2 separate regions of the Mus musculus genome follow, and region 2 is linked to region 1. Evidence: chromatin loops called from intact Hi-C (ENCODE). Cell type or tissue: heart. All regions are shown on one strand. Region 1 overlaps Onecut3 (one cut domain, family member 3). Region 2 has its middle 13 kb from the start of Tcf3.

Region 1 (5,000 bases):
TGATTTGAGGACACCACGGTTAACAGTGCGGATGGGAGAGAAGAAAGCAAGAGAGCAAGCCAAAATGCAGCAGAAGTGAGGGCGGGGATGGGGTGGGGAGGATGGGTGTGGCGGGCGTTGGGCAGTTGGCTGTCTAGGTGGCAATGGGGGAAGGGAGGGTGGGATTGAGAGAGGACAGTGGAAGGTGAAGGAGGAGACAGGAGGAAGACATGAAGGAGGAGATGGAGGGGAATGAAGGCGCTGGAGGAGGAGGGAGATGGGAGAGGAGATGGAGGAAGAGAAAGAGGAGATGGAAGAGGAGATGGAGGTGAAGACAATAGGGCAGATGTACGGTGCATGGCAGTGCTTGGAAGGAAGGGAGTCTGAAAGAGACAGTGGAGATGATCACTGGAGGTGAGAGAGAAGAACTCAGCCTAGGATGAGGCTATCTCTTAAATGGAGATGGACCCACACCATAGGTCAGCCTGGGCCCTGAAGAAGAGTCTGTGACTGGCCTGGTGCTCCCAGGCTCAGTTTCCTCTGCACTGAAATGGAGAGAGCTTGGCTTGAGTTGACTTAGAGGCTGACAGCTGCTATAAGGGTCCCTGTAGCCTCATCTTCCAGAATCCTTCTCTTGGGCAGCGGGAAATGGGGAGTGGGGGGACCATGGGTTCAGACAGCAGTTCAGCCTGGAGCCAGGGCTGTGTCACTAGACGGAAGACAGGGAGCAGGCAGTGGTTTCATGAACCATCCACCCAAAAGGGACTTTTTGTTTCTTTCCAGACTTATTCTGTGGCTGGCCTCTCCCCTACCCTGGGTTTGGGGTTCCCCTTTAGAGACTCCAAGAAGATCCACCCAGGTCTGGCCTGTCAATGGTTTGTCTCTGGCTGGCCCTCTCTAGACAAATGATTTACTGTCTCTGTGTGAATAAAAGGAATATTTTATCATAAGGACAGAATAACAAATCCATAGAAAGCTCTTGACAAGAAAATCTTGTGTGTTCTGAGAATCTGTATTTCTGTCCCCTTCTAACAGTCTAGTAGTAGACTGCTAGGTGGTACCATAGGTAGATGGGTGGATGGGATGTGTGGATGGATGGGTGGGTGGGTGGATGGATGGGTGGATGGATAGATGAGTGGATGGGTGGGTGGGTGGGTGGGTAGATGGATAGATGAGTGGATGGGTGGGTGGGTGGATGGGTGGGTGGGTGGGTGGGTAGATGGATAGATGAGTGGATGGGTGGGTGGGTGGGTAGATGGATAGATGAGTGGATGGGTGGGTGGATGGATGGGTGGATGGATAGATGAGTGGATGGGTGGGTAGGTAGGTAGGTAGATGGATGGGTGGGTGGATTGTGGGTGGTGGGTGAATGGGTGGATGGGTAGATGGGTGGATAGATAGATAGATGGGTGATTTCTTCTTCTAGTTGGATCCTCATCCCAGGATGAGTATCTGCCACCACACTCCTAAGAACCTCAGGGAAGACCATCTCCCTTTGTTTCTGTTAGTGTCCATCCGCCAGCATGGAGCACCATCTACCTGCCAGCCTTTGCCAAATATAGGTGCATATTTGTAGGGTTTAGGATGGAAGCCAGGGTCTTACCATGCAGGTTGGCTGGGCAACAGTCAATTTTCATTGTCCACTTGAGGCAACCAAGGACTACCAGGGAATGGCGTCTCAGTGAGGGACTGTAGCGTAGGTGGATGTGGGCCTGTCTGTGTGGGATCACCTTTGTGCTCTGTTATTGTTTGAGTCGGGGTCTCTCTATTATGCGGCCCTAGCTATCCTAGAACTCGATCTGTAGACTGGGTTGGTCAACTTAAAGAGATCCACCTGCTTTTGCCTCCCGAATGCTGGGATTAAAGTCATGCACTATCATAACTGGCCAAGGGGTTCTCTGTTGTGTTACCTTGGGTGGGAAGAAGACTGGTACATTGTCCCTGGATTTGGGTCCTGAACTGTGTGAATAGAGAAGGCATGGGAGGGGGCTGTGTAGACAGCTCAGTAGTTAAGGGCAGCCACAGCTCCCAGCAACTGCAGCTCACAGCCACCTGTGACTCCAGCTCCTGTGATCTGCCTCCCCCTTCTGGCCTGAGAAAGTACTGCACGTACACACGCAAGACACTGCCCCACTCTCAACTAAAAACAAAACTAAAATGTAAAAAGAAAGAGTGGGGAAAAGTCAGCTGAGTTCAAGCAAGAGTGCAAGCTGGGTAGTCACAAGCAAGCTTGCGAGCCGAGTTGTCATGAACCCTTTCCCCCTAGCTCTCTTCACCTCGGTATTTTATTCCAGCAACCAAAACGGGTCCCGCTGCCGCCCGTGCCTCAGATCCCAGTCTGTGTGTTCACACGTGCACGGGTGACGTCAGAGGTTCTCAATTCCTCTCACACTATTTGTTTGGAAATTTGTTTAGTTTTACTTTATGCATTTGAATGTTGTGGCTGCATGTCTGTCTGTGCACCACGTGGCAACCTCAGAGGTCAGAGAGGACGTGGGATCCCCTTGAAGCTCGACTTACAGATGACTGTGAGGCCCCTGGTGGGTGCTGGGAACAAACCTGGATCCTCTGTGCTCACAGACAGTGCTGTAACCGCTGAGCTGAGTGTCCCTCTTGCCCTGATCCACCTTTTTCTTTTTTTTCTTTTTTTTTTTCCTTTGAGTAGAGTCTCTCAGGAGACCTGCGTCTCACCGATTAGGGCCAGGCAGGGTTGTCTTGGGATCTGCCTGTCTCCCAGTCCTCAGCGCTAGGATTTCAGAAGCTCACCTCAACAGCAGACTCTCGTGGGTTTGGAGGATTCAAACTCGGGCCCTCCTGCTTATCTGAGGTCTTTACTGACAGCTTTCTCCCAGCCTTTGTGACATCCTTCATCTCTAAACCCCACCCGCCCCCAACCAGCTTGCCCATCTGCTGAGAGATCCACCTTTTGCCATGGGATGCTCGTGGTTTGGCCATGCGTGTCGAATCCATGACGCAGCCACAGAGACTGTAAGGATTCCATTTCCTCTTTTGTGCAACTCTGCAGATCCTTAAGCCACTCGAGCAATTTCACTGCCCAAGCGGGAGGCAAAACCAACTCATTGAGGCTTGTGTAAGGGAGGCATTCATGAGGCAGTGAGCTCTCAGGACTTACCCTGGAGCTTTCCGTTCCAGGCTGGTACCGCAGCAGTTCCAGAGGGAACCCTCTCCTACAGAGCAACTCCCAGGTTCTCTTCTGTTCTGGCATTTTTCACTTATCCTACACTTAATGTAAGCCCTGAAGGGGGATGGGGGAAAGAGAGAGACAGAAAGAGAGACAGAGACAGACAGAGACCGAGAGAGAGATACAGAGAGACAGTGACAGAGAGACAGAAACAGAGAGACTGAGACAGAGAGACAGAGACCAAGAGAGAGAGAGAGACAGAGACACAGAGAGAGACTAAGAGAGAGAGAGACAGAGAGAGAAAGAGAGAGAGAGAGAGGAAGGAAGGAAGGAAGGAAGGAAGGAAGGAAGGAAGGAAGGAAGGAAGAGAGATCTGTGAAATATCATCCACTCTTGCAGTCCTTGGCTCTCTGTGTTTGTTTGTTTGTTTGTTTTCTTTTTCTTTTTTTTTTTTTTTTTTTGGTTTTTCGAGACAGGGTTTCTCTGTATAGCCAACTCTGCCTCCCTAGTGCTGGGATTAAAGGCGTGCGCCACCAGGCCCGGCTGTGTTTGTTTGTTTAAACAGGCTCTCTATGCAGCCCTGGCTGGCCTGAAACTTGCTATGTATACCAGGCTGGGATTGAACTCACAGAGATCCCCTGTCTCTGTGCTAGAATGAAAGGTGTGACCACTACACATCACTCCCACTGTACCTTCATCCCAGTTTTGTGCTTAATATCAAGATAGTTGGCGAAATATTCTGGTGGAATATACATTTTCCTTGTTTCTTCCTTCCTTTCTTTCTTCCTTCCTTTCTTTCTTTCTTTCTTTCTTTCTTTCTTTCTTTCTTTCTTTCTTTTATTTTATTTGTTTGTTTAATGTATGTGAGTACACTGTCATTCTCTTCAGACACACCAGAAGAGGGCATCAGACCCCATTACAGATGGTTGTGAGCCACCATGAGGTTGCTGGGAATTGAACTCAGGACCTTCGGAAGAGCAGTCAGTGCTCTTACCCGCTGAGCCATCTCTCTAGGCCCCTGTTTCTTTTTTAATTAATTAATTTATTTGGTTTTGTTTGTTTGCTTGAGCAGCAGCCCTGGCTGTCCTGGAACTCACACTATAGACCAGGAACTCAGATCCCTCTGCCTCTGCCTCCCAAGGGCTGGGACTAGAGACATGCACCACTCCCACCCGGCTATTTTACTTTTGATTACGTATATGAGTGTGTCTCTGTACATACCAGTTCCCACAAAGGCTAGAAGAGAGCATAGAGTCCTGTGAGCTGCAGTTACAGGTTAGCTGCCCAGTCTTCTGGGACCTAGACGTTGGTTCCTTGCACCGGCAGCAAATGTTCCTAAGTACGGAGCCGCCTCCAGCCCCATCTGCCCTTGGAGTTTTTGTTTTCTGGTTTCTGACCCCCTGAAAGCTTCTCTGGATCTTTCCCATGGCATCTGCCTTTCCTTTTTGGAAGCTTTAGGAAATTTTTATTTATTCTCAGGGTTCTGAAACGTCACAAAGACGTGTCTGCCCATTTCCATTCATCCACATGAAACCCATGTGCTTCAGTCCTGATTCTTCCTTCCTTCCCTATCACTGTGATAAAATACTTCAAGAAAAGCCAACTCAAGGGAACAAGGGTTTGCTTGGCTAATAGTTCCAGGTTCATTGCTTTGGGGAAGAGGAGGTTTTAGCAGCTGGGGAAGATGCTCACACTCTGTCTAAAGTTAGAAGAGACAGTGAAAACATGCATGCTAGGGCACTCACTCCAGGGATACCAGCCTAGAAAACAGTGCCACCCACAGTAGGCAGGATGCCAGCCTAGGGAATGCTGCCACGCACAGTGGGCATGTTTTCCCACTTCAATGAAAATAATCAAGTAATTCCCCGGCAGACAAACA
Region 2 (5,000 bases), 63 kb before region 1:
CTAGATATTTTTTAAAAGTTTACTACAGTTAATCCATGTGTGTATGTGTGAGCTCACATGTGCCATGGACACACAAGAATTAGATTTTTCCTCATACCAGGTATTTCTAGGAATCAAACTCAGGTCATCAGACTTGGAAGCAAGCCCCTTTCCCCGCTGAGCCCTCTCAGTGGTCCTCATTAGCTGATTTTACTCCACACCTCGTGAGGTGACCTGCAGACCCTTGGTGGCCCCTGTGCTCAGTTGGGGGAGAGGAGGAAGATGGATGTTTCCATTTCACTGATGAGGAGACAGAAGCTTCCCGGAGGAGTCTGAAGGCCCACACAACCCCTGCTTCTGGGCAGTGGACTTTGGGGTCCTGGGCAGGGAGGGCAGCAGCTGCAGGGGCTCAGAGTGGTGTGTGGTGCATGGCCTGCAGCAGCTGGGCCACCCACCCTCACCAGAAGGGGGAGGGGAACCGAGGCAGCAGCTGGTGGCTGGCACCAGGCCAGGTGGAGAGGGAATGGCCTCTGTAGAGCTCCCTACCACCCTGTAGGTTCAGGCTGGCCTTGAACTAGCTGTGTAGCCAAGGATAACCTTGAACTCATGATCTTCCTGCCTTTGTTTCTAGAGAACTGGGATGACGGGTGTTTAGCCCCCTCTGTGTGTCTGTGTGTCTGTCTTTATCCCACATCTCCCTTTGCTATCCTGTCTGTCTGTGTCTCTCTGTCTAGTCTGCTCTGGCCTCTGTGGCTTTATCCTGTCCATGCTCTGCTCTGTGTGGTTGACTGAGCCGGGCTGGCCTGAGGTGAAGGTCCCTCTCCTGGATGCAGACTGGCAACCTTGTGCAGCCTGCTCCAGGGAAGGCAGGAAGTTTTCTGGGCCCAGGGACAGGGTTGTTCCTATCTCATGGTTCCTGGCTGTTGGGGAGAATCGATCACACAGGGTCCCCTTTTTAGACATTACAAGCTGTGGTGAGGTTGGATCCTGTGGCCAGGTGAGGCCAGGCCAGAGCTGGACAGACACAGTGTCTCAGCTACCACTGGCCAAGCTGCCTGGGCTCCCACAGCAGGGGGTGAAGGGAGGGGGAGGGGCTGTCCCTCTAAAGCCCTCTAGGTGATCTACACCCCTCCATACAGAGACACCCTAACCTCATACAGACCCTCACTGTGGAAAAGTGGGGGTGGGGCCTCATTTGCATGTTTGCCTATCAGTCAGGGCAGCCGCAACTTTTGCTACTCATCACTGGGAACTGAGGGGGTGGGGCTGGCCATCCTCACTTGGCCTGGGGTGTAGCCTCAGATTCTGGGGTCTCTGGCCCTGAGAATTGTCCTGTTGGGAACCTTGGGAATAACTCCCCTCTGAGGCTCACAGGGGCCACTCTTCCCACCTTGACTTTGGGACATCCAATCAGCTCCCAGCATGGAAACCAACTTCTGAAGTTTTCTTCTTTCTTTCTCTTTCCTTCCTTCCTTCCTTCCTTCCTTCCTTCCTTCCTTCCTTCTCCTCCTCCTCCTCCTCCTCCTCCTCCTCCTCCTCCTCCTTTTGAAAGTTGAGAACCAGAGATCAGAATCCCAGAATCCATCTGAAACACCTTAAGGTCCTAGGTCCCCAAAATCCCACAAATGTCTCCACATCTTGAATTCAGGACAGAAGTCTCGGGCCCCTCAGCAGCCCAGCCTTGAGACCTGGAAGTTCAGCCTAGCCTTGGAGCACAGGGCCTTTGTATATGCCCCCAGACCTCAGCTATCTTTGGAAAGGTCCCTTTGGTGACCTTAGACCATTTAAAAACAGGCACAGAACTGTAAGGCCACATGCTTATGGTCACACAGACTCTAATCCAGACTGCTGGACTCCCAGGAGACTGGGAAGAAATGGAATGGGGTTCCTGGTCTTCCTGTGTGCACTTGTGCAGGAGACACCACCTAGTGGTATCTCTGTCTGTGGCTGTGTGTCACATACAGAGGGTTTATTTCAGATTACAATGTACAGTCTACCATGAGGTAAGTGAGGGCAGTAACTCAAAGTCGGAGCTGATGCAGAGCGGTGGAGGAGCCCTGCTCCCTGGCTTGCTCCCTGCGACTTGATCAGCCCAGAAGCGAGGGATGGGGGTGTCCTTTCTGTCTGCCCTGCCTTTGACCCCTTGCAGACCCTAATCTTGTTCCAGTTCTTTCCTGTTCTTAGTCCAATGAAACCATGGCAAACACTGTCCCCTAGAAGGGACGTGAGAGGCAGCACTGGGACCCCCGTCCCAAGTTTTCCAGAATGGGGCGGCAGTTCAGCATCTGTCCACTAGATGGCGGACGACGCTCAGAAACGCTCCAGAGTGCACAGCGCGCTGTTCGGTGTGCGCAAGCGCAGTTCGTAAGTGTACCCAAAGGCACCTGTGCAAAGGCACCTGTAGGCACCGAGCTCAGCTCACGTGTTCATATACTTCGTGCATGTCACAAGCGACGTCCACGCCGATCCACCCCTACCGAGAGAATCTTAACAGGCTTGTTCTTATACAGCATGTTGGTGCGTGAATACTCATGTTGGGCACATTAGTGTCCCAGAGTCTCACTTCCATGCATAAGACCCCCATGTCATCTGTTCTGGGCGATCCTTATGCTGGGAACGATGTTGTGTGAATAGTAGGTTCTCATGGACTGACTGGATGGACTGACCGGCTGCAGCAGGCACATCGACAGCTCCAGGATCCCACCACCCCCACCCCCATATTCCCATGGCTTTTGCCTCAGCTCATAACCTCGAAGAGGAACATAGTTCATGCCTCAGTTTATCTGTGTTGTCCCAATTTCCACCTTTGTGAAGCTTCCTCCATGTGAGGCCTGTCACTGCTGGGAAGCCAGATTCATGCCTGGAGTGTCCCCTTTGTTTTGTTTGTTTGTTTGTTTGTTTGGAGTGGTTGTTTTGTTTTGTTTTTTTCGAGACAGGGCTTCTCTTTATAGCCCTGGCTGTCCTGGAACTCACTCTGTAGACCAGGCTGGCCTCGAACTCAGAAATTCGCCTGCCTCTGCCTCCCAAGTGCTGGGATTAAAGGCGTGTGCCACCACGCCTGGCTGAGTGTCTCCTTTGTATCTAAAGTCAGACACCCAGTAAACTATTCAGATACCTAACTCATTACAGGCTGTATAACGGAGCGTCCCCCTCCCGCCCCCGCGGCGCCTTAGTTCCACATGTTTTTCACCAGGGAACTTCTGCCAACCAGAGATCAGTTTTGGAACCAGAGGAGTGGGCTCTTGGCTATGCAGCAAGCTGAGCTGCTGTTCATCCCGCAGGGTCCTGGGACATTGGCCTTCCATGTAGAATGCCCTGCTTGGTCGACCCTGCAGACAGGAGTTTATCTGTGACTGGCCAGCGGATCTCCAGGTGTGCACCAGTGGCCATTCCTGGAGTCTTCAGGGGTGCACAGGCAGGAAGCTGTCCAGATTCTCTGATGTGGGTCCTGCCTTTTCTGGTCACCCTCTCTTCCTCCCGCTCATGTCTGTCGTCACCCATGGTGACCATAGGCCATCTCCTTGGCAACAGCAGCCACCAGGTCAGCTGTATCATCGACCACAGCTCACCCTTGCAGTCCCTACACTGGACACAGAAGGTGGTCAGGTGGAGGATCAGCTAGGGTGTCAGGGAGGACCTGTAGGATCAGGTCAGGAGCCTTAGGCAGCCCCTGGAGTATGTCGGAGCAGAGTCGGTGGGCGCCTGCATATCAGTGGCTCTCCTTAGGCCTCCGTTTCCCCATACACCCAGCCTCTGTGATCTCTAGACTCTGCTCCAGACCTGGCCACTTGCTATGTGGACAGTGGCTGGCTGGAGGGAGGCTCAGCCTTAATCCCAGTTGCTGGCCACTAAGCCAGGTCAGGGGGGTCAATGGCTTCCAGTGACCCGCAGGCCCATTGTGTATCCCCTGAGCAGTCAGCATGGCTGTCTTCTTGACAGTCCCATCGCTGTGATCTCTTGAGAGCCAACCACAGATGCTTCTAGAAAAATCCACCAAGATTTCACCATTGCTGTTCCTGAGCAGGCTACCATTTGCATTTCTGGAAGGTTCTGTCAGCCTAGCTCAGAGGCAGCTTTCCTTCTTTGCTTCCTGCGTATTCCACACCTGCTGACCCCAGGAGCGCCCACCTCTGCATCTCCAGACAGCTGGTCACTCCAGGGACCAAGACAGAGGTGCAAGTGTGGAGGGCTTTATGGAGGGGACTCTGGCTCCTGCTGGTCCCTGGTATGGGAAGCTGAGAGGGGACTGGGTCAGGAGGCATATAGGGCTGGCCTTTTCCCAATAAATGCATTTGAATAAACCCTGGGATAGGGGTTGGGGATGAGGGTCTGCCCAGGAGGAAGGGTAGGGAGGGCAGAAGGCAGGCAGGCTACACAAGAGGGCACAAGCCAATGTCCACCATCTTTCCTCAGTTTCCCTCCTTGGGCAAGCCCATAGATGGAGTCCTATAGGCACCAACATTTCTGATAGGTCAGGCCTCTGGCTTGGGGCCACACAGCAAGCGGGTGGGGGCCATGGAGGACAGTTTTTGCTGAATAAAGCTGAGGGAATGGGCCCCAATGTCCAGGCAGGCTGCTGGCCCTTTAAGAGCCTCATTTTGGCGCTGCCTGGGGGTTATTGATCGGGAGCCTTGGAAACAAGATTAGATTATTGGGCTGAGAACGGCAGCCTGGGGGCCTGGGAAGGGGGAGGGCTTCTTGTAAATGGCTACAGGGGTACTAGAGGCTCATTCCTGGTGGGGGTGGCTCTCTAGATCCCATGTTCCCTGGGTCCTAGGGAGGGTGTTACAAATTTGCAAACTGAGGCAGAGTGGCTGCATCTGTTAATGCGTGCCTTTGCTGAGTACTTAGTCTGTGTGGTGAGGCCAGGATATTACAGCAATCCTTGCATAATTGTGTGGTCCCAGAGCACTGCAGGGATGGGATGCACTTCAGAACAGTCTCCATCCTCAGTGTGTGCCTGGGATGGAAGAAACTAATCCCATTTCACAGGAAGGGAAACTGAGGCCCTTAAGGGAGGT

Evidence for each region. A loop is a pair of places that touch in the nucleus more often than their neighbours do. Peaks named below come from ENCODE experiments on the same cell type or tissue, not always from the same donor. Only the 100,000 strongest peaks of a DNase experiment are listed, where the experiment ranks them.
Region 2: it touches region 1 in a loop (6-fold over the local background); 38 of 42 quality-filtered maps call a loop at or near these places.

Annotation. Positions count from the first base shown.
Region 1 is chr10:80,507,491-80,512,490 of GRCm38, forward strand. The region is part of intron 1 of Onecut3 (one cut domain, family member 3); the gene reads left to right. Among named protein-coding and RNA genes, the nearest start is that of Onecut3, 15 kb to the left of the region's middle. In heart, CTCF peaks have their summits at 2,073 (motif pointing left) and 2,285; a DNase peak (open chromatin) is centred at 2,171; H3K4me3 peaks cover 742 bases; H3K27ac peaks cover 1,052 bases; H3K27me3 peaks cover 3,143 bases.
Region 2 is chr10:80,444,084-80,449,083 of GRCm38, forward strand. No RefSeq gene overlaps it. Among named protein-coding and RNA genes, the nearest start is that of Tcf3, 13 kb to the left of the region's middle. In heart, no CTCF peak of the experiment used is centred here; a DNase peak (open chromatin) is centred at 2,338; H3K4me3 peaks cover 362 bases; H3K27ac peaks cover 713 bases; H3K27me3 peaks cover 3,360 bases.